Regions from separate parts of the Homo sapiens genome. Here region 1 is linked to region 2. A link is a loop called in an ENCODE intact Hi-C map of the cell type or tissue named here. Cell type or tissue: CD14-positive monocyte. All regions are shown on one strand. Links, peaks and the distances in the headings refer to the core of each region. The heading gives the core; the rest is flanking DNA.

Evidence for each region. Peaks named below come from ENCODE experiments on the same cell type or tissue, not always from the same donor. Only the 100,000 strongest peaks of a DNase experiment are listed, where the experiment ranks them.
Region 1: a loop joins it to region 2, with 2.7 times the contacts of the local background. A loop is called at or near these places in 7 of 110 quality-filtered maps.

The regions. Positions count from the first base shown.
Region 1 is chr14:70,868,558-70,879,300 of GRCh38, forward strand. No RefSeq gene overlaps it. Among named protein-coding and RNA genes, the nearest start is that of PCNX1, 34 kb to the right of the region's middle. RefSeq lists an enhancer at 4,096-4,175. In CD14-positive monocyte, for the core only: CTCF peaks have their summits at 5,221 (motif pointing right) and 5,425; a DNase peak (open chromatin) is centred at 5,244; H3K4me3 peaks cover 574 bases; H3K27ac peaks cover 567 bases.
Region 2 is chr14:70,966,240-70,976,982 of GRCh38, forward strand. PCNX1 (pecanex 1) reads left to right here. Exons shown (of 36, transcript NM_014982.3): 4 at 1,959-2,004; 5 at 2,782-2,871; 6 at 10,703-10,743. Among named protein-coding and RNA genes, the nearest start is that of PCNX1, 64 kb to the left of the region's middle. In CD14-positive monocyte, for the core only: CTCF peaks have their summits at 6,337 (motif pointing left) and 6,543; a DNase peak (open chromatin) is centred at 6,312; H3K27ac peaks cover 1,404 bases.

The sequences.
Region 1 (10,743 bases), core at 1,912-9,911, 98 kb before region 2:
ATGAAGTGTGACTCCTTCCAGCATAGTTAAGGGTGTGGTTAATTCCATACATCCCCAGGCCTCACCAATTGTGAAGCAGGCAAGTTGCAGAATAGTTCTCAAAAGCCAAAGAAGCAGTTTATAACCTTAAAACGTTTAGCAAACTTACTATCTGACCTACATAACTTAGACCACCTATTTACATTTTAACAATATTTGCATTTTTGGCCAGGTGCGGTGGCTCATGCCTGTAATCCCAGCACTTTGGGAGGCCGAGGTGGGTGGATCACGAGGTCAGGAGATTGAGACCATCCTGGCCAACATGGTGAAACCTCATCTCTACTAAAATACAAAAAATTAGCTGGGCATGGTGGCAGTGTGCCTATAGTCCCAGATACTTGGGAGGCTGAGGCAGGGAATCCCTTGAACTTGGGAGGCGGAGGTTTCAGTGAGCCAAGATTGTGCCACTGCATTCCAGCCTGGAGACAAAGAGAGACTCCATCTTAAAAAAAAACAAAAAAACAAACAATATTTGCATTTTTTTACCAATAATACTTACTGTTTTTATTTCTCAAAGATTAAACTCACATGAACTAAAAAATATTATAGCTTTTAATTTTCCTTCAAAAATATTCAATCTAAGTGCTTATTTTTTCTTTGGTCCAATTAATTAGAGCTTTTTTATATAAACATCACACACATAATACATATATAACTACACAGACAGACAAAAGAAGATCCAGTATTTGTAAGATTTTTCATTTGCCAGTTTTTTAATTGGATTATTGGTCTCAGGGTGGAGACTTTTAAGAAACAGGGCCCAATACAGAGGTATAGCTGGAAGACAAAAAATAAATTTTGATACAGATTGATCCATTTCTAATTCTTGGGGTTCCATAAAGGAAAGAGATGTTTCTCCCAAAATGGAATCTGTGGCACTTTTTCTGTTTTTCTCAAGGAGTCTCAGGTCATCAGAAGTTATCTTAGGGCCTCTCATGCATGCATTAAGAATTGCAAGACATGGGGAGAACAGTAATTCAGTCGACTGAGAAAAAAATCTTTTTCCAGCAAAACAAGATCCAAGAAGAGAGAACATAAAGGTCTTTTAAATATACCTATAACTTGGATATCCACTTTTAATTAAGTAGAGCATTCCTTAAGAAAGTCCTTGGCCAGGCGCAGTGGCTCATGCCTGTAATCCCAACACTTTGGGAGGCCGAGGCAGGTGGATCACGAGGTCAGGAGATCGAGACCATCCTGGCTAACACGGTGAAACCCTGTCTCTATTAAAAATACAAAACAAAATTAGCCGGGCGCAGTGGCAGGCACCTGTAGTCCCAGCTGCTCGGGAGGCTGAGGCAGGAGAATGGCGTGAACCTGGGAGGCAGAGCTTGCAGTGAGCAGAGATTGCACCACTGCACTCCAACCTGGGCAACAGAGCGAGACTCTGTCTCAAAAAAAAAAAAAAAAGAAAAAGAAAAAGAAAAAAAATAAAAAGAAAGTCCTTTTAAATTCCTTGTAAGCTGACTTTAGCCGTGCCAAGCTGCCAATATTTTTGGCATTTGAACTTTACCAAAAGTAACTCACAGGTGAAACCAACAAGCTTCAATTAAGGTTATGACTTAACCACAAATGTATGAAGTATTTTCGAAGGGGTAGTAAGCAGTTTTTACAAAATCTAGGACCTTTAAAGGTAATTCAGAGAAAGAAAGATTTAAGAAAGGAAGCTGGAAGTTGTTCATGGAAAGGAAGAGAATCAGCAAATGGCAAAAGTTACACACAGATATCAACCCAAAAGTACTCATTTCTCAAGCCAGGATTGAACCCAGGTTGCCATTGTAAAATGGCGGAGACTAAAAGAAAGTACTGCCACGTGGTTACAGGTCACACTCCCAAGGATGTAAAACAAGATGGAGGCCTGCAGCAAAGTTTGTTACTGACCAGTTTGCCAGGCTGACTTGAACAGCAGGCTTATGGGGTCCTAGGCCTACATCCTATCATATGGTACCCCTCTTCCTGACAGAATCACACAGAAAGACATGCAAATCACATCAGATTGGCTACAGCTTAAGACTAACTTCACAAATCCTTTTTCATTAATCAAAACTTTACAGAGAATATAAACAGTGATCCTTATCATTCCTTTTACCAGTTTGTACAGGTAGAGAGAGGCCAACATCTGAATGATGAAACTTTTGCCCTTTTTCCAGCATGTCATCCTTCTAGGTTCCCTTCCTCTGAGTTCAATTCTAAGGCAACCAGTTTAAGGTAGGGGATATTAATTTTTCCCAGTTTGGAGGATGCATCCAAGGGGAGTGTGCTGTAGCACAGGGACACAATTACCCATCTGTGAAGAGAGGACAGAGGTGGAAAAAGGTAATAAAAAAGGCATTTTTTTTCAAAGGAGTCCCAAGGGTTCAGGATGTACTTTTGAAAGGGGTAAAGACTGAAGATGAATGGCTACTCATCTAGAAAGAGGGGAGCAAGGCATGCCTAGTTCCCTTCTCTTCCCAGCAAATACCCAGGGTATGTGAGGGAGAGGCAAGAGAGGCATCCCTTTTCTTCCTTCTTTCCTTGTATCCCGGAGTCCTGAAGACAATGACAGGGTGCTGCCCATGGGTGTCAATGTGCCTTTTCACCCATGTTAACAGGTGGGTTAGAGGGTAGGATTATCCACCCTTACCCACACACTGCCTTTCCCCTTGCTGTCAGTAGCTTTCAAGTTCCCTAGACCTCATGCATGCCATAGATACTAGCATGACCACTATCCATGAAATGGGAGGCTTGGCTTAATTGGCAGGAATTAGTCATGCTTACCTGTGCTATGTCTCTTAACTTCCATTGTCATCTGCCTCAGATCCAGTTTTCTTTCCTAGAGTTTCAACCCAAAGTTTGGAATTGAGTTTGGGACAAGAATGTGTCTCAGTGGGGTTCATGGATTCATTAAGTCATGGGTGAAGCTGTGGAATTGGGTCCTCCTCCAACAAGGGATAGAAAAGAGTGTCTTGTGAATTGGGGTCCTGGCCTATTAAAACGCCTTTCAAGAAAAAAAAAAACTCTGGCATGGAGAAGCCCCCTGTATTGCACGGCTGTGTTATTAGGTTGGTGCAAAAGCAATTGTGGTCACCGCCATGCTAAGTAATGGCAAAAACCTCAACTACCTTCAAACCAACCCATTAACTCCCGACCTGATGGAGAAAAGGAAAAAGAACAGCTTAAGGGTAGAGCTGGAGAAGATTGTTGAGGAAGAAACCTCTTATTCTGATGCAAATGAGTTTCTCCAACAGGGAAAGAAATTTTTAATTCCTGTTTCTTCCCTCAGGCTCAGAACAAGCTGGACCCCTCAGCTGGGGGAGGGGAAGACTCCGTGGGCACGTGGTGGGAAACATGGCCAGCTAGCCATGAAGGGCCTTGGGCCCCCAAGACTGCCCTGGGGCCTGGGAAGTGGCTGTGGCTCAGTCCTGCACTGCATGGCCACTGAACACAGCATGTGTATGCAGCAGACATGGCCACGTGCCCCAGCTAGGAGGGAAAGAGGTGGTGGGGAGCTGCTGCTCGCCTGTCTGTCACAAGAACATGCCTGTGGCCATTGGAGTGGGGGTGGAACACCCCCAATATTATAAAAGAAAAGATAGGTGCTATTTTAATTCTGAAAAAAAGAAGGAAAATGCCACAGAAAAGACTGTATTGGACCAAGGCTGACATTCCCAACCCCTGAAAGTGACAGGGAGGGGGCAGTTTTCCCTGCCTTCAGAAGAAGTCTGAAGATGAGAAAGCTCAGAAACGAAAGTGAAAGATATTTTTGGGGCAGCGTTTTACTCACCCTTCTGACAAACCCCCGTATAGGCCAAAATGATGCAGAATTTTTGCTCCCTAGTTCAGCTAAATCAGAGTTCTTGTCTCATGACCAGGAAAAATTAGGCACGTGGTCATATTGAAGGGTGAGGAGGGAAGAATTTATTAAGTGAAAGGAAAGCTCTCAGCAAAGAGAGGGGATCTCCAAGCAGGTTTCTCCCTCACAATTGAAAACCAGGGCCACCGCACATGAGCTTATGAGGCCAGGCTCCTCCCCTGAATAAGGCATGAATTGCTTGTGGCCCCCCAGTCCCCCAGTGCACACGTAGGCATGCCCAGGCAAGCCATAGGTAGTATCAGAAAAGGCAGCATTCAATGGGTTAAAAGGCATTATTCAGAAAGAATCAATTGGGAAAGCGTGGGCAAACAGGGGCAGAAGTTCTCCCTCTGGGTCACAGGTTTCATCCTAGACCAGCACTCCAGTCTTTCAGCCTTCAGGCTATTTTAGGCTTGAAAGTGAGGTTTTAGCCTAGGGACTCTTCCCTATCTGCCTAGGAATTTGTCTCCTGCCTTCATCAGTAGTACATATTACATATATGTAACTAAAAACAAAAGAAATAATTCTGTATAGTACATACATGCAATACATATATATGTACAATACAGAATATATGTACTATAGAATATATGTATAGTACATATATTCAGTATAGTTCATACTACACTACATACATGCTATATTATATGTATAGTATATTTCTGTCCATATATATACTATAAATGTACTATATATTCTGTATAGCACATACATATAGTACCCATATGTACTATATGTATATATTATGTATGTTATATATAATATGTATTGTATATAGGCATATGCTATGGGAAGGGGGGCAGGGAAGTGCTGGGTAGAGAAGGGGGGGGTCCCTGATGAGGGCTCCATCCTCGAGCCTGTGCCCACGGACCTAAATGAGGACAGATGTTTCTGTTTTCACACCCAAAATGTTGCCTTTTGGGCCACCACACCCCCCACATCCTGTGCCCATAAAAACCTGAGACCCCAGCGGGCACACACACAAGCAGCTGGACATTGAGAGAAGCAGAAGACAGACACCAGCAGACACCAGCAGGCCATTGAAGGCAGAACGACATGACACCAAGAGGAATTCGGCCAGGGTGGTTGGAGGAAAGTCTAGCTGCTGGATGGCCCAAGTCCAGGGAAGACCACTTTCCCACTCCATCCTTTTTCTTGCTCCCCATCCATCTCACTGAGAGCTACTTCCACCACTCAATAAAACCTTGCACTCATTCTCCAAGTCCACATGTGATCCGATTTTTCCAGTACACTAGAGCAAGAACCCAGGCTACAGAAACCCTTTGTCCTTGTGATAGGGCAAAGGGTCTAATTGAGCTGATTAACACAAGCCACCAGCAGATGGCAAAGCTGAAAGAATATACTGTAACACACTCCCGCTGGGGCTTCGGGAGCTGCAAACCCTCAACCCTAGACTCTGCTGTGGGTCAGAGCCCAAAAATGCTCTCCATGACCCACCCGTCTGCATGCTCCCCTAGGGTTTGAGAAGTAGGGCCCTGAAGAGGCAAGCCACACCCCTGTCACATACCCTGTGAAGGTGATAAGGGAACTCCACCCATTTCACATATAGTAAACATATATGTACCATATTTTAATTATATACATTAATCATAATTTTAACTCTTAGTAACATTAATTTCCAGTGAACAATCAAGGAAGTAATCCATTTTAAACTGTTTTATATCAGTATTTGTAGATGAAAGCCATTTCCTAATTTTTAGAAAGAAATGTTTCCTCAATTTTTTATGTTTCTTCTTATTTATTTATCCATTTATTTATTTTGAGATAGAGTCTTGCTCTGTCATCCAGGCTGGAGTGCGGTGGCATGATCTCAGCTCACTGCAACTTCTGCCTCCTGGGTTCAAGCAATTCTCCTGTCTCCGCCTCCCAAGTAGCTGGAATTGCAGGCGCACACCACCATGCCCGCCTAATTTTTGTATTTTTAGTAGAGATGGCGTTTCGCCATGTTGGCCAGGTTGGTCTCAAACTCCTGACCTCAGGTGATCTGCCCGCCTTGGCCTCCCAAAGTGCTGGGATTACAGGCATGAGCCACCACGCCCAGCCAGATTTTTATGTTTCTTAATAGATCCAAATATATTTAACTTCTATATACTGTATTAAAAACAAGATGTTGAAGTATATAAACTAAAGCTATGCTTAATAATTAATGTTTCAGTATTTTATTGAATTTAAAATGAATTGAAAATAAAGTAATTTTCAATTACTTAATTTAACATGATTTTAAAATTTGAAGTTGCTGAAAAAGATTTTGGAAACTATGATAAATTTATTTATAAATTTTGATGCCATTTACATTCACCTTATTTACTCATTCTTTACAATTATGCTTGAATTACTTATTAAACAAAACTAGCCATTGAAGAAGTATAACTGCTCAACAGGTTCACATTGCCAGCTGCCTAGACAGAGCTAATTTATCAAGACAGGGGAATTAGAATGGAGAAAGAGTAATTCATGTAGAGCCGGCTGTGCGGGAGATGGAGTTTTATTATTACTCAAATCAGTCTCCTCGAGCATTTGGGAATCAGAGTTTTTAAAAATAATTTGGCGGGTAGGGGCTCGGGAAGTAGGGAGTGCTGATTGGTCAGGTTGGAGATGGAATCATAGAGGAGTCAAGTGAGTTTTCTTGCTTGTTGTCTTCTGTTCCTGGATGGGATCATAGAATTGGTGGAACCAGATTACCAGTCTGGGTGGAGTCAGTTGATCCATGGAGTGCAGGGTCTGCAAAATATCTCAAGCATTGATCTTAGGTTTTCCAATAGTTATATTTTCCCCAGGAGCAATTTTGGGAGGTTAAGAATCTTGCAGCTGGAGGCTGTGTGGTCACTAAACCACAATTTCTAATCTTGTAGCTAATTTGTTAGTCCTATAAAGGCAGACCGGTCCCCAGACAAGAAGGGTTTTTTTTTTTTTTTTTTTGGAAAAGGGCTATTATCAATTTTGTTTCAGAGTTAAACTATAAACTAAATTCCTTCTGAAGGTTAGTTCAGCCTACGCCCAGGAATGAACAAGGACAACTTAAAGGTTGAAAGCAAGATGGAGTCAGTTAGGTCTGATCTCTTTCACTGTCATAATTTCCTCAGGTATGATTTTGGCAAAGGCGGTTTCAGAAGTTCGGAAGATATGACCCCAAAATATGTTGCTTTTGTATACTATTGCTGCTAACAGGTACTCAGAGCAAGGCTTTAAAAATTCTCCTTGTTTGTCTAAAGACAGATTTTCCAAAGGAATCCAAATGCCATCAATCCTGTTGTTACAGGAAAGGGGTCCTGATCCAGACCCCAAAAGAGGGTTCTTGGATCTCGTGCAAGAAAGAATTCAGGGCAAGTCAATAAGGTGAAAGCAAGTTTATTAGGGAAACAAAGGAACAAAAGAATGGCTATTCCATAGAAATGCATGGTTTTATGGTTATTTCTTGTTTATATGCTAAACAAGGGGTGGATTATTCATGCCTCCCCTTTTTAGACCATATAGGGTAACTTCCTGATGTTGCCATGGCATTTTTAAACCGTCATGGCGCTGGTGGGAGTGTAGCAGTGAGGACAACCAGACGTCACTCTCATCACCATCTCGATTTTGGTGGGTTTTGGCCGGCTTCTTTACTGTAACCTGTTTTATCAGCAAGATCTTTATGAGTTGTACCTTGTGCCGACCTCCTATCTCATCCTGTGACTTAGAATGCCTTAACTGTCTGGGAATGCAGCCCAGTAGGTTTCAGCCTCATTTTACCCAGCCCCTATTCAAGACCTCATTTTACCCAGCCCCTATTCAGATGGAGTTGCTCTGGTTCAAATGCCTCTGACACTCTCCCCTAGGAAGTTCCAGAAACCAGGGAAGATTAACTATTATCACAGGAGAGAAGGTTTCATCACACCAAGACAGACCTTGTCACACAAACCATGATTAATTTTTCTAAGGGCCCATTCATCTTTCCCCCAAACCATTTCCTACTTCAGGCCTAAATACCACCATTTGCCCAAACCAAGGAAGGAGGGTATAGGTAAAGGTCCAGTTAAGACAAGATGACCAGGAAAAGCATCTTAAATGATAAGGCTTGTTATATAAATTTAAATCAATGCCTTTTCAATTTAAAGAGTTTCCAGGGGCTTAGCCCTCTGTCTCTTTGTGTTGCACAGAGGTAGACACCCTTACAAATAGAGATTTCTTTCACAGATGTAATTTTCTTTAATAAAAGCGTTTCAAAATAGCCAGCTAAATGCCAGAAAGGTATATTGCAAAGACTGATTTAGTTCAATAGGTAGTCTTTTTAACTTAGCTTCTGTTTCTTTTCTCTTTTTTTGAGACAGAGTCTTGCTCTGTTGCCAGGCTGGAGTGCAGTGGTGCGATCTCGGCTCAGTGCAACCTCTGCCTCCTGGGTTCAAGCAATTTCCCTGCCTCAGCCTCCCAAGTAGCTGGGACTACAGGCACATGCCACCATGCCGGGCAAATTTTTTTGTATTTTAGTAGAGACAGAGTTTCACCATGTTGGCCAGAATGGTCTCCATCTCCTGACCTCGTGATTTGCCCACCTCGGCCTCCCAAAGTGCTGGGATTACAGGCATGAGCCACGGCGCCTGGCCTAGCTTCTGTTTCTTAGCTAAATTACTGAGTTTAAAGTGGAGCTCACACCAGTTAGAATGGCAATCATTAAAAAGTCAGGAAACAACAGGTGCTGGAGAGGATGTGGAGAAATAGGAACACTTTTACACTGTTGGTGGGACTGTAAACTAGTTCAACCATTGTGGAAGACAGTGTGGCGATTCCTCAAGGATCTAGAACTAGAAATACCATTTGACCCAGCCATCCCATTACTGGGTATATACCCAAAGGATTATAAATCATGCTGCTATAAAGACACATACACACGTATGTTTATTGCAGCACTATTTACAATAGCAAAGACTTGGAACCAATCCAAATGTCCATCAATGATAGACTGGATTAAGAAAATGTGGCACATGTACACCATGGAATACTATGCAGCCATAAAAAAGGATGAGTTCATGTCCTTTGTAGGGACATGGATGAAGCTGGAAACCATCATTCTCAGCAAACTATCGCAAGGACAAAAAAAACAAACACCACATGTTCTCACTCATAGGTGGGAATTGAACAATGAGAACACTTGGACACAGGAAGGGGAACATCACACACCGGGGCCTGTTGTGGCGTGGGGGTAGGGGGGAGGGATAGCATTAGGAGATATACCTAATGTAAATGACAAGTTAATGGGTGCAGCACACCAACATGGCACATGTATACATATGTAACAAACCTGCACATTGTGCACATGTACCCTAGAACTTAAAGTATAATAATAATAATAAATAAAAATAAAAAATAAATAAATAAATATAGTGGAGCCCATTAATGAAGAGGACAGAGAAAGCGTTCTCTATGCCTGGACTCAGCATGGATAGCTTTGAAAAAGAGAAACAAGCCTACTTTACCTGAGGGCCTACCTTTTATAAGCACTTTATTCGGCTTTCTTTCCACCTTGGGGCAGGATAGTAACTAAGCCAAAATGTTAGCAGATTCTATTTCCCTTATCAATTAGTCATTTAAAATCTTTATTTGTCTTTTGTAAAGAGCCTTTAAAAGAGGCAATAAGGCCGGCGCGGTGGCTCACGCCTGTAATCCCAGCACTTTGGGAGGCCGAGGCGGGCAGATCACGAGGTCAGGAGATCAAGACCATTCTGGCTAACACGGTGAAGAAACCCCGTCTCTACCAAAAATACAAAAAATTAGCCGGGCGTGGTGGCAGGCGCCTGTAGTCCCAGCTACTCGGGAGGCTGAGGCAGGAGAATGGCGTGAACCCGGGAGGCGGAGCTTGCAGTGAGCCGAGATGGCGCCACTGCGCTCCGGCCTGGGCAACAGAGGGAGACTCTGTCTCAAAAAAAATAAAAAAAATAAAAAAATTTTAAAAAAAGAGGCAATACAAATTTTGAAATTTTTTTTAGAAGCTTCTGCACATCAATAGGCATCCCTGGTGAACCTAATTCAGGAGCCCCCATTTTTAAATGCACTTCTTAAAGTACAATGTTGTTCATTTGAATGTTCCACCATAATTTTAAATCATCTTTAGTAAGATTTCTCCATTTTTGTAAGCATTTGCTGCTTCCGGTGCCTAATACTTATATACTATACATAAAGGCAGGCATACTGGGAAAGTGGAGGACTCAGTTCTTCAAAAATTAAGGATCTCATTTTTATGTTGATTCCTGGCTTTGGCTCTAAGATCCTCTTGGCCAAGTCAGCCAATGATTTTTCCCTACCCAAGTGTGTAAGAAAAAGGAACAAAGGAGATAGAACACAAAATCTCTGCAAATTCCCAAAAGCTGGAGTTCGCACCCCCTGCACTAATTGCCATTTACCACCCGTTTCCGCCTGACCCAGCGAGACAGCTGAGGCCTCTAACTTGATCCAATCCACTTAATTATCGAATCTGATTCGATCCTGGACCGAGTCCAGTTTTTGTTGTGACTTCTGGACTGAGTCCAGTTTTTGTTGTGACTTCTGAACCGAATCCAGTTAAAAAATTTGCTCAAACTCAGATAGCTCAAAACACAAATTTGTGGCACTTCAGAATCTAAGAGCGAATTTGTCCAGGATCCCCAGTTGCTGCAAGAGAGCAGTGGACACAGTGGGCCCAGCAGGCACCTTGCTTGGTCGCTCCATCCTCCTGGGGGTCATTAGAAGCTCTACTTTGTGGGCATTTTTGGGGTTTTTTTGTTTGTTTATTTCTTGTTTTGAGACAGGGTCTCATTCTGTTGCCCAGGCTGGAGTGCAGTGGTGTAATCACGGCTCACTATAGCCTCGAACTCCTGGGCTCAGGTGATCCTCCCACCTCA
Region 2 (10,743 bases), core at 1,759-9,758:
AATGTTTTTGTCAACAAGTAATAGAATACTCAACTAATAGTGACTTAAAGAAATAGTTGTTTTTCACCTAAATCTGGAGGTGATTGTGTGGCATTTGTGTTCAGCAGCCTAACGTTAGGCCTCTGGATTGGCATCTCTGCAGTTCTCTAGGCTTTTTTCTCAGGGTTGCAGGATGAGCACAGCAGCTTCAATCAAGACCCTGTTTGAAAAGTTAGGAAGCAAGCAGTAGTGTGGGACAGAGATTTTCCTTGATCACTTTCTTCTCAGACACACAAAGACGTTTTCCTGAAGCCCTCCAGCAGATTCTCCCACACGTTCATTCACCAGAACTAGTTCATACACCTACCTCTAGACCAGGGACTGGGTGTACTTCTCATATATCAGAAGGTGTATGACCAATTTTGGAACAAAATAGGGAGATTGTTAAAGAAGGAGAAAGGGAATACTTTGAGCTTCTGAGCAAATGACTACCATATCCGTGTTTAAAAATTTTTTTTTTAAGTTTAAATTCCTAGATGGGTATGCATAAAATGGTGTTTTTGTTTTCTTGTTTGTTTTTAAATTTCTGTCTAGGAAGTTATATTTAATTCTAGCAGAAAAATAGCAAATGTTAATTCTATAACTTATGTAGCAGGTGTTGTAAGAATGAAACTTTTGCGATAAAATGCTTTTTGGTTTTTTTCTTGCTGGCAAATTGCAATGTCTTTTATGGCTAATTGAAAGCAGAAATTAGGAAAAACTAGAAGAACCAAGCTTAATAAAATAGTTCAAAATTATTACAAAGCTTTTTTTTATTGGCTACCTCAAGAGTTTATTTGTAGTTTCAACAGATATATGTATGCATATTTTTATTTACTTTTTCACTGGCATGTAACTTACACAGCGTAGTGCACACCTTCAGTGTACAGCTAAGTGAATTTTTACATCTGTGTGCACCCATTCAGTTGCCATCCAAATCAAGAAAGGCCTTCATGTCCCTTCAAAGTCAACATTAACTTATATTTTGAGTGATTTCTTGTGATATACACCTACTAAATCAAACCAATGAAGAGGAAGATGTGGTAAAGTATAAAGTAGTATATGAATGTTCTTAATTTTATTTTACAGTGCTAACTTTGCTTGACTGTTTTCTTCTTTGAATCCATGAAAACGAGTTACAGGAAGAGTTGCTAAGACTTGTTGATTTAGTAACTGTTATGTTATCTTTGGTTTCCTTAATGTGTTTGTGGAATTTGTGGTATTTATTTATATGATTTTCATGGTAGTATAATAAATAATGGCTGTGAAATTTTAGGGAAGTGTTAAACTATCTTGAATATAAGCACTAAAAGCTCAACAATCAGGTTTTAATTTTCTCCTTATAGTTTGTGCTAAAAATTCATTTTTCATGGATGCCTTAGACTTTTATTGATTTATTTTTTAATGTTCTGTCTATAAAGAAGTACTTACTTTTGTCTCCAACTAAAGAAGGTACATAATGATACACTTACAATTCGATGGTTAGACTTATGCTGCACTTTGTAGTGTATGTTAATGTTTGTCTGCCAAACCTTCCTTTTATACCCTAAGAAGTCTAAATTTATTTCAGGTAGACATAAAGCCTGGTTTTGCTTTTGTTTATAACATGAACGTGTCATGATGTAGTATAAAAATGATAATTGTATGACATGAGTTGCTTGAGATTGGAGGATCTGGCTCTGGGGGGGCTCCGTCAGTCCTGAGCATGCAGAGGGATTGGGTAGCTCCACATATCAGTAAGACACACGCAGCCTGTGCCGCAGCCAACAGGTTGCGTGGCTCCAATAGAGCTTGTCCAACAAGTATCTTCTAATATTGATAAAAATGATCGATAACATGTTTTGATCATATAATTTTGTTTGATAATCTTGCTAGTGTGTATTGATAATGACATAGCTAGCATTTTAATTAGTTTTATTTACTTCATGTCACGTTTTCAGATTGGATCTGGTTCCTCGCGTCTTGGAACAGCAGCAACTATTAAAGGTAGGTGTGATCTAACTTAAAAGTTGCACCTGCCTTTCCCTTTCATTTTGGTTGTAATGAAGATAACAGTACTGTACATTCAAATGTAATGAAAAAAATCATTCTTGAAATTCTTTTATAGATAAAATTATTTATCTTATTAAAGGTTGGTTGACTTAAATTGTGTTCTCTTTCATCATCCAAATTTCACAAAAGTGTCTGACCACTTACATTACATTGCGTGAATTACATAAGTTTTGATCTATAAGAAACTTCCTTGCCCTTGAGGGAAAACAGTTTTGTGGGTTTTAGTGGGGTTCATGGAAAACTAAGTAATTTGATGTGAAACCTTCTAATGTGACCACAAATGAAAGAACAAAAAAGAGCAAGTTATTTTCTGCTATTTGATCTATTCAGATAAATTCGTATTGTTTTCACCCTATAGTTTTTTAGGTTAATAATTTTCCCTGGGAAGGAAATTCATGTTGGGTCAAGTTATGTAATTTGCATTCCTTTTTAAATTCCACTTGTTTTTAAAGAAATAGTTTTATTAGTTTACATTTTGAAGCTTTCCACATTGTTTGGTTTGTAGTTCTGTGAGAATAATTAAGTGCTCTGATAGTCCATGATACTTCCTGCTAGTTCAGTGCATCTTCCATTATTGTAACCTTTGATACACAAAAACTACTTTAGTTGATAGACATTAGTACTCCTTGATGTATTAATACTCCTTGGTTATGCCACCCTACAGCCTTACTGTTAATATAAGGTCCTCACATGTTTCTCTTAACTTTGTAGGAGATACAGACACTGCTAAGACTTCTGATGATATCAGTTTAAGTCTGGGCCAAAGTTCTAGTCTTTGTAAGGAAGGAAGTGAAGAACAAGGTAAGAACGTTATACTTTACCATGATGTCATATACTGTGGTGACCAGAGTTAATTTGTAGAATATGCTGCATACAATTTGGCAGAAGTTTATAACAATTTAATATGATATTTAAGGAAACATTAACATAAAATGTTATGGTGATAGTAGTAATACAGAGTTACACATGCTTTTAGCTTACTTGAACTCAGTTATACATGTTCTGCCAGATAAACATGGAGAGAGAAATTCTATGAGCATATGCCCCAGAGTGAATATGAGATGGGAGATAAGAATCTGCTATTCTTTTAGTTGGTCAGACCAACTAGCCCAGCTTAGGGATAACCTAGTATGTAAAACTGTTACTTTCCATTCAGTACGATCTCTAAATGCCAGCTGCTTCATCTCTTGCCAACTGCAAAAACAGCAATAAGTTTTGACATAGTGTCTTAGTCCATGTGCATTGCTATAAAGAAATACCTGAGATTGGGTGCCTTGTACTTGGGTGCTTTTTTGGAATTACAGTACCCTATCATTGTTTCTTTGCTTCTGTGGACTGCCCTATCTAACCCTATATCCCATTCCTAAAACTGAAAAGACCTTTACATGTACTGTGTGGGCCGGGCGCAGTGGCTCATGCCTGTAATCCCAGCACTTTGGGAGGCTGAGGTGGGTGGAGTTCGAGACCAGCCTGGGCAACATGGCGAAACCCTGTCTCTACTAAAAATATAAAAATTATCCAGGGTAATGGTACACGCCTGTAATCCTAGCTACTCAGGAGGTTGAGGCACGAGAATCGCTTGAACCTGGGAGGCGGAGGTTGTAGTGAGCCGAGATCGTGTGACTGCACTCCAGCCTGGGTGAAAGAGCGAGACTCTGTCACAAATAGAGAAACACACGCACACATACAGGTACATATGTATGTATGTATGTATGTATGTATGTACTATGTGGTATGGAAACTTTTTTAAAACAATTAAAGGTGAATCAACTGGCTGTGGTGGCTGATGCCTGTAACCCCAGCATTTTGGGAGGCCAAGGCAGGAGGATCGCTTGAGTCCAGGAGTTTGAATCCAGCCTGGGTAACATAGTGAGATGCCTGTCTCTACAAAAAGTAATAAAAAAAATTTACCCGGGCATGATGGTGTGTGCCTATAGTCTCAGCTACTTGGGAGGCTGAGGTGGGAGGATCGCTTGATCCCAGGAGGTTGAGGCAGCAATAAGTTGTGGTAGTGCCACCGCACTCCAGCCTGGGCAACAGAGGGAGACCCTTTCTCTCTCTCTCAGTCAATCAACCAATCAATCAGTCAATATCAATTTCTTTGAGAATTATAATATCCTTTTCTGTAATATGAGACCATTACAGTGTCTCAACAACTAGATAATAATCTCAGAGGGGTTGGTGCCCTTGTGTTTAGGGATTATATATCTTATTTTATATCTGGAAAGTACCATATGCAAACAAGATTTTTATAGTCTGGTAGGTTGGGAATTATATACACACGAATCTACCCTTGCAACTATACATTAACATAGACAGTGATGTCTAACATGCACTGGGTGCATACTATTGGCCAAGTTTGGGGTCAACATACTTTTCTCTAAAGGACCAGATAGCTTTGTAGGCCATGTGGTCTCTCTTGCTACTCAGCTACTCAACTCTGCCATTGTAGAGTGAAAGGAGTCATAAACGATACATAAATAGTGGGCATGGCTGTGCCATCCTAAAATTTGGTTTATAAAAACAAGTTTGAGGGCTGGATTTGGCTTCATGGGACTTAGTTTGTCAACCCCTGGTTTAAGTCCTCTTCTAAGCATTTTATATGCATTTACCCAGTTAATCTTCACTATAAACGTTTGAAGTTGGCACTGTTATTATTCTCACTTTACAGATAAGCATGTTATTGCTTAGAGAGAAATTATAAGAAACTTGCTCAAAGTCCCACAGCTACAAAGTGACAGTCCTATAATTCAAATCTAGTTTTGAATTATGCTTTTTAAAATCTATGCTATACTACTTTATATAGTTTTTTTTTTTTTTTTTTTTTTTTTTTTTTTTTTTTTTTTGAGACGGAGTCTCGCTCTGTCGCCCAGGCCGGACTGCGGACTGCAGTGGCGCAATCTCGACTCACTGCAAGCTCCGCTTCCCGGGTTCACGCCATTCTCCTGCCTCAGCCTCCCGAGTAGCTGGGACTACAGGCGCCCGCCACCGCGCCCGGCTAATTTTTTGTATTTTTAGTAGAGACGGGGTTTCACCTTGTTAGCCAGGATGGTCTCGATCTCCTGACCTCATGATCCACCCGCCTCGGCCTCCCAAAGTGCTGGGATTACAGGCGTGAGCCACCGCGCCCGGCCTATAGTTTTAAAACTTGCTTTTATCATGCAACATTTTTCCATATGTTTAACATTTAACAAATATTGTCGAGTACTCTTGGCACTGTTTTAAGTACTGGAAATAAATCAGTGAACAAAAAGACAAAAAGTTCCACCCTCATGTGGCTTCTCTACTATTAATATGGAATCATACTGGTAGCAATCAACATATACTGTAGTAAGTAGAGACAGAAGATAGGGATTGGTGGGGACTAGGGAAATTTTAATTTTAAATAGAGTAGTTGAGGGCGGGCTTCTCTGAGAGCAAAGACCTGAAGAAGGAGGAGTGAGCTCTCAGGATATCTGAGGGGAGGGGCCCCCTCCACGCAGAGGGAACAGCAAGGGCAAAGCCCTAAAGCAAGAGCATGCCTGTCAGGTTTGAGAAATATTGTGGCTGGCTCAGAGTAAGTGAAGGGCCAAACAGTATGGAGTTTTGCAAGCCATTTTAAAGGTGCTAATTTTAATTCTGAGTGAGATAAGGAACTGCTAAAGGGTTGTATTTCATTTCAGTGGAATCACTCCGGCTCCTATTTTGAGGAATATATTAAAAGGGGCAAAAGTTGAAGCAGGGACCTCACTCAGCAGATTATTGCAGCAATCCAGAACACAGATCAGAGTAGTGAGAAGTAGTCTGACTGTGTGTGTAGAAGATACTAAGAAGATAGGTTATGGATTTGGATATACTATGTGAGAGAAGTAGTGGTCATAGATGAAGGCTTTTGAGTTACGCATCAGGGAGGATGGGGGCCCGCCAACTGAAAGGGGAAAGACTGAGGAGGAGCAGATTCAGGGTGGGGAGAGCAAGGGGGGTAAGTTAGGGGGTTCAGTTCAGGGCCTATCAGGTGCTGTTAGACCTGTAAGCAGCAATGAGTAGATAAGAGAGGTCCAGATTTCAGGTAAGAGGTCTAGGTTGGGGGTTTTAGATTCAGGAGTTGTCAGTGGATAAATAAAAACAACAACAAAAATCAGTCATGTCAGTTAAGGGGTTGGGTATTATTAAGTTGATGAAGTATCAGGGCAAGCATACTTGTTAGCTGCTTGGGGTTTATGTGGCCTTTACTTCTTGATCCAAATCCCTTTTCTTGGCTATGGTTTGGCGCCACCTAGTGGCAAATGTTCATGCTGGCTTAAATATCGTTTGGTACTCTTACTCCTCTGGTTTGGATTTACAGGATCCAAACCAAGGATCCAAGCCTTTAGTTGGTTAACAGTTAGTTGATTAGTTGGCACTCATTTTGTCACATGATTCAGGATGACTGGGGGAAAACAGGATATTGGGGTATATCTTTAACTTTTTCACTTCTAAGATAATCTACAGTTTCCCTACCTCTCGCTCATACCTTCCCTATCCAAGATCAGAACTTCAGACCGTCCCCATGGGAATATGAGGGCTGGGTAGAAGGTAGAGGAACTAGTTACAGGTATTTCTGAATTTCAGTTTGTCATGGGGATAGAAAACTGGATAAGATTTACAAAGAGGGAGTATAGGTAGAAAAGTGAAAAGTTCTAGCTGGGTGCGGTGACTTACCCCTATAATCCCAGCACTTCGAGAGGCCAAGGTGGGAGTATGGCTGGAGGCCAGGAGTTCAATACCAGCCTGGGCAACATGGTGAAGCCCTGCCTTTAAGAAAAAATACAAAAAATTACCTGGGTGTGGTGCAGTGTACCTGTAGCTCAGCTACCCAAGAGGCTGAGGCAGGAGGATTGCTTGAGCCTAGGAGATCAAGACTGCAGTGAGCCATGATTGCAGCACTACACTCCAGCCTGAGTGACAGAGCAACACTCTGTCTCAAAAAAAAAAAAAAAAAGAAAAAGTGAAAAGTTTTAAGATGTGAACCCTGAGCCTCTTTAGTTTAAGAAGTCCAGGAGACTGAGTAGGAACAACTAGTGAGATCAAAGGAAAACCAAGACTGTTATCCACCTGTGTTCAAGGAGAATGGATTGACCAGCTTTGTCAAGTGCTGCCGATAGGTCAGGTGACATGCAGACTGAGACTTGACCATTGGATTGAACAATTTAGGGGGTGTTGGTGACCTTGATAAGCACGGTCTTAGGGGAGTTGAATTGGAATACAAAGAGAATTGGAGGAGAAGAATCAGACAGTGAATACAGACAACTCTTTCAGTGAATTTTTGTAAAGGTGATAGCAAGCAGGAGAAGTAAAGATGAGGGATTTCGATTTTGTAAGATGTTGTAAGAGATATAACAACATGTTTGTATAATTGATTATTATCCATAATCAATTGATAGGGATGATCAGAGAGAGAAAGAAGGTATGATTTTTGTTTATAAAAGTAACATATATGTTAACTTTAGAAAATATAGTTAAGTATGAAGAAAAAATTTAGACCTCTGCCACTGATAAACTTTTTTTTGCATATCATTTTTTCATATTTTTTTGCTTTGATATAATTCAGTGGTTTTTAGAATATTATGCATCCATCACCACTATCTAAATCCAGAACATTTTCATTACTCCAGTAAGAAACCTGCACCCATTACACTCCCCATTTCCCCTTCAAGCAGCCCCTGACAACCTCTAGTTTACTGTTTCTTTGAATTTGCCTATTCTGGACATTTCATATAAACACAATTATATGTGGTTTTTTTTTTTTTAATGTGTCTGGCTTCTTTCATTTACCTTATTCTGGCATGTATCAGGATGTTATTTCTTTTTATGGCTAACTGTGGTATATCACTTTTCGCATTTATAAAAATATACGCCCATATACCATTAGCATTCATTTAAACTTACAGAACTGGAATTGTGGTTTTTTTTGTTGTTTTTTTTTTTTTTTTTGAGAGGGAGTCTCGCTCTGTTGCCCAGGATGGAGTGTGCAGTGGTGTATTTTTAGTAGAGATGGGGTTTCACCATGTTGGCCAGGCTGATCTCGAACTCCTGACCTCGTGATCCACCTGCCTCGGCCTCCCAAAGTGCTGGGATTACAGGCGTGAGCCACTGCACCCAGCCAGTGCCACCTTTTTCACTTAATTATTTTCTCATGTTATTACATAATCTTTGAAAATGTTTTTAGTGCCTGTATGAAATTATTAGTGGACCACATATTCAATCGTTATTTATAGGACATTGTTATACTTTTTGTGCTTTAAGAACTTTTATAATAAGGTGACATGAACAACTTTGTGCTAAAAACCTTGTACGCATATTTGACTCTATCCTTTAGCAACAATTTCTTACCTTCAAGATAAGAATACCTTTTCAAGTTTCTTGGCCATATTGCCAGATTGCTTTAAGAAGGTTACACCAGTTGGTACCACCATGAGCAGTATGTCTTTCTTATTCTAAACGCCACTAATAACAATTATTTTAAAAAAAGTTTGATTCGATGAAAAATGTATCTTTTTGTGTTGATTTGAGCCTCTTAACTTTGATATAATCTTTTTCATATGGGTAACAGTAAGAAAAAATATATTTACCTGAAAATTTCCTGAAACCACCGAAATTCTTTCTGACAAAATTAAACCTTTTGTGGTATATTTGTTTAGCAGTATCGAAAAAAGTGCATGTATTAAAGTAAGTTTGGCTGTGTCTTTTAAAATGAAATACTTACATTTCTGTTTTATTAATTTATCAGAAGGAAGTTGGTTTTGATCATTAGCATTAAAAAAACCTTTTGTTATCTTAGATTTAGTGATTTTCAACTACTTGCTCAGAGTCGATAAGTTTTCTGTAAAATTCATATCCTTGAAATGTGAATATCACACCAACCGATAATTGCTTATTAGAGATAAAGAGTTTTTAGAAATAACATTATAATTTAATATTACAAAACGTACAATGCTAGCTTTTAAATTTTGATATTTAGAAGATATAAGAACGCAACTACAGTAGCAGCTGTGTTGGGAAAATAATAAAGAACGGGTTTTACTTATCTTGAAAACTTTAAAATGTAAAATAAAGTGTAATTGGACATTTATACACTATAATTTTTATGGTACACTCCAGAGGCTATCCGTGAATTTTTAATTAATTAATCATAGCTAAATCTACATTTAGATTTTTAAAGATTACATAAACATTTTTAATAACTCATTCCTTTCTTTTAATCTTAGGGGGAAATGTCTGCTTTGGTCATTGAGATTCTACTGGGAAGACTCAGATTTACTATAGAATCTGTTATTTTACTTTGTCTATCCAGCTATGACAAGACAATAATTTTTCTTTTTATTGAACTAACAGCAGGTTCAGATGTCCTTGTCTGTCAAAACATATATTTAAAAATCAGCTATTTTGCAGTTTGGTTGTCAAGCTATATTCCAAGATAAATTACAATGTAGGTAGGTAGGTAGATACATTGATTTATATCTATATTTACATTTGTATATCTAGTATGTATGATAAGTCACTAATCACTGGTCTGGATGGAGGGTTAAAGCAGTGGTCTTACAGATACAAGAAGGTAAGTATTTTTTTCATGAAGTATTTTTTAATTGCTATACCAATAATGAAAGATAAAATGCAGTATTTTGCTCTGTAATTATTGCTGTTTTTACCATTCTGAACAGCAAGAGGATGTCTTACATCATTATATCTTGTTTAGGCATTGGTCAGCCTATTTTCGTTTGTTTGTTTCTGATTACTCTAGGTTTTCTTGATTTGTGAAATAATCGTATTAGCTTTTTGAAAGGATTTTAATATTGTGTTAGTAAGGTAGAATAATGATAGCCATCTTTAATTGTGACGGCATTGTGTCAAGCAATATATGTCATTAACTCAGTTATTCCTTGCCTGTGACTCAGTGAAGTTGATGTCCCATTTTGCAGATGAGGAAACAGATTTACAGGGGGGTAACCCAAAGTTACCAAGTTAGTAAGTTGGAGATAGAGCTTGCATAGAAATCCAGGCCTATTTTAAGTATAGTCCTTTGTTGCTCTTTCTTTCTTTCTTTCTTTTTTTTTTTTTTTTTTGAGACAGAGTCCTGCTCTTTTGCCCAGGCTGGAGTGCAGTGGTACGATCTCGGCTCACTGCATGCTCCGCCTCCTGGGTTCACACCATTCTCCTGCCTCAGCCTCCGGAGAAGCTGGGACTACAGGCGCTCGCCACCACGCCCGGCTAATTTTTTTGTATTTTTAGTAGAGACGGAGTTTCACAGTGTTAGCCAGGATGGTCTTGATCTCCTGACCTTGTGATCCACCCACCTTGGCCTCCCAAAGTGCTGGGATTACAAGCGTGAGCCACTGCGCCCGGCCCCTTTGTTTCCTCTTAATTTTATTGTTGATAGTCTATACAACTCTTTCTGAGGCCAGTTGAAGAACTCAAAGATTTGGAAGTTCAGTTCATTTCGTGAGTAGAATGCTTTCTTTGTGCAGCTGTGAAACAGAAAGCAGCTCTTTGGAGAACTACTTGAGAAATTATTTATACTTGATTTACTGTATGCAGTGAATTCTTTCCATTGTTAAACAGTAGAAAAGCAGATCATACATTTATTTTAACATTTCAAAATATGTGTTTGAAACAGATTTGGCAGCTGATCGGAAGCTCTTTCGTCTTGTCTCCAAT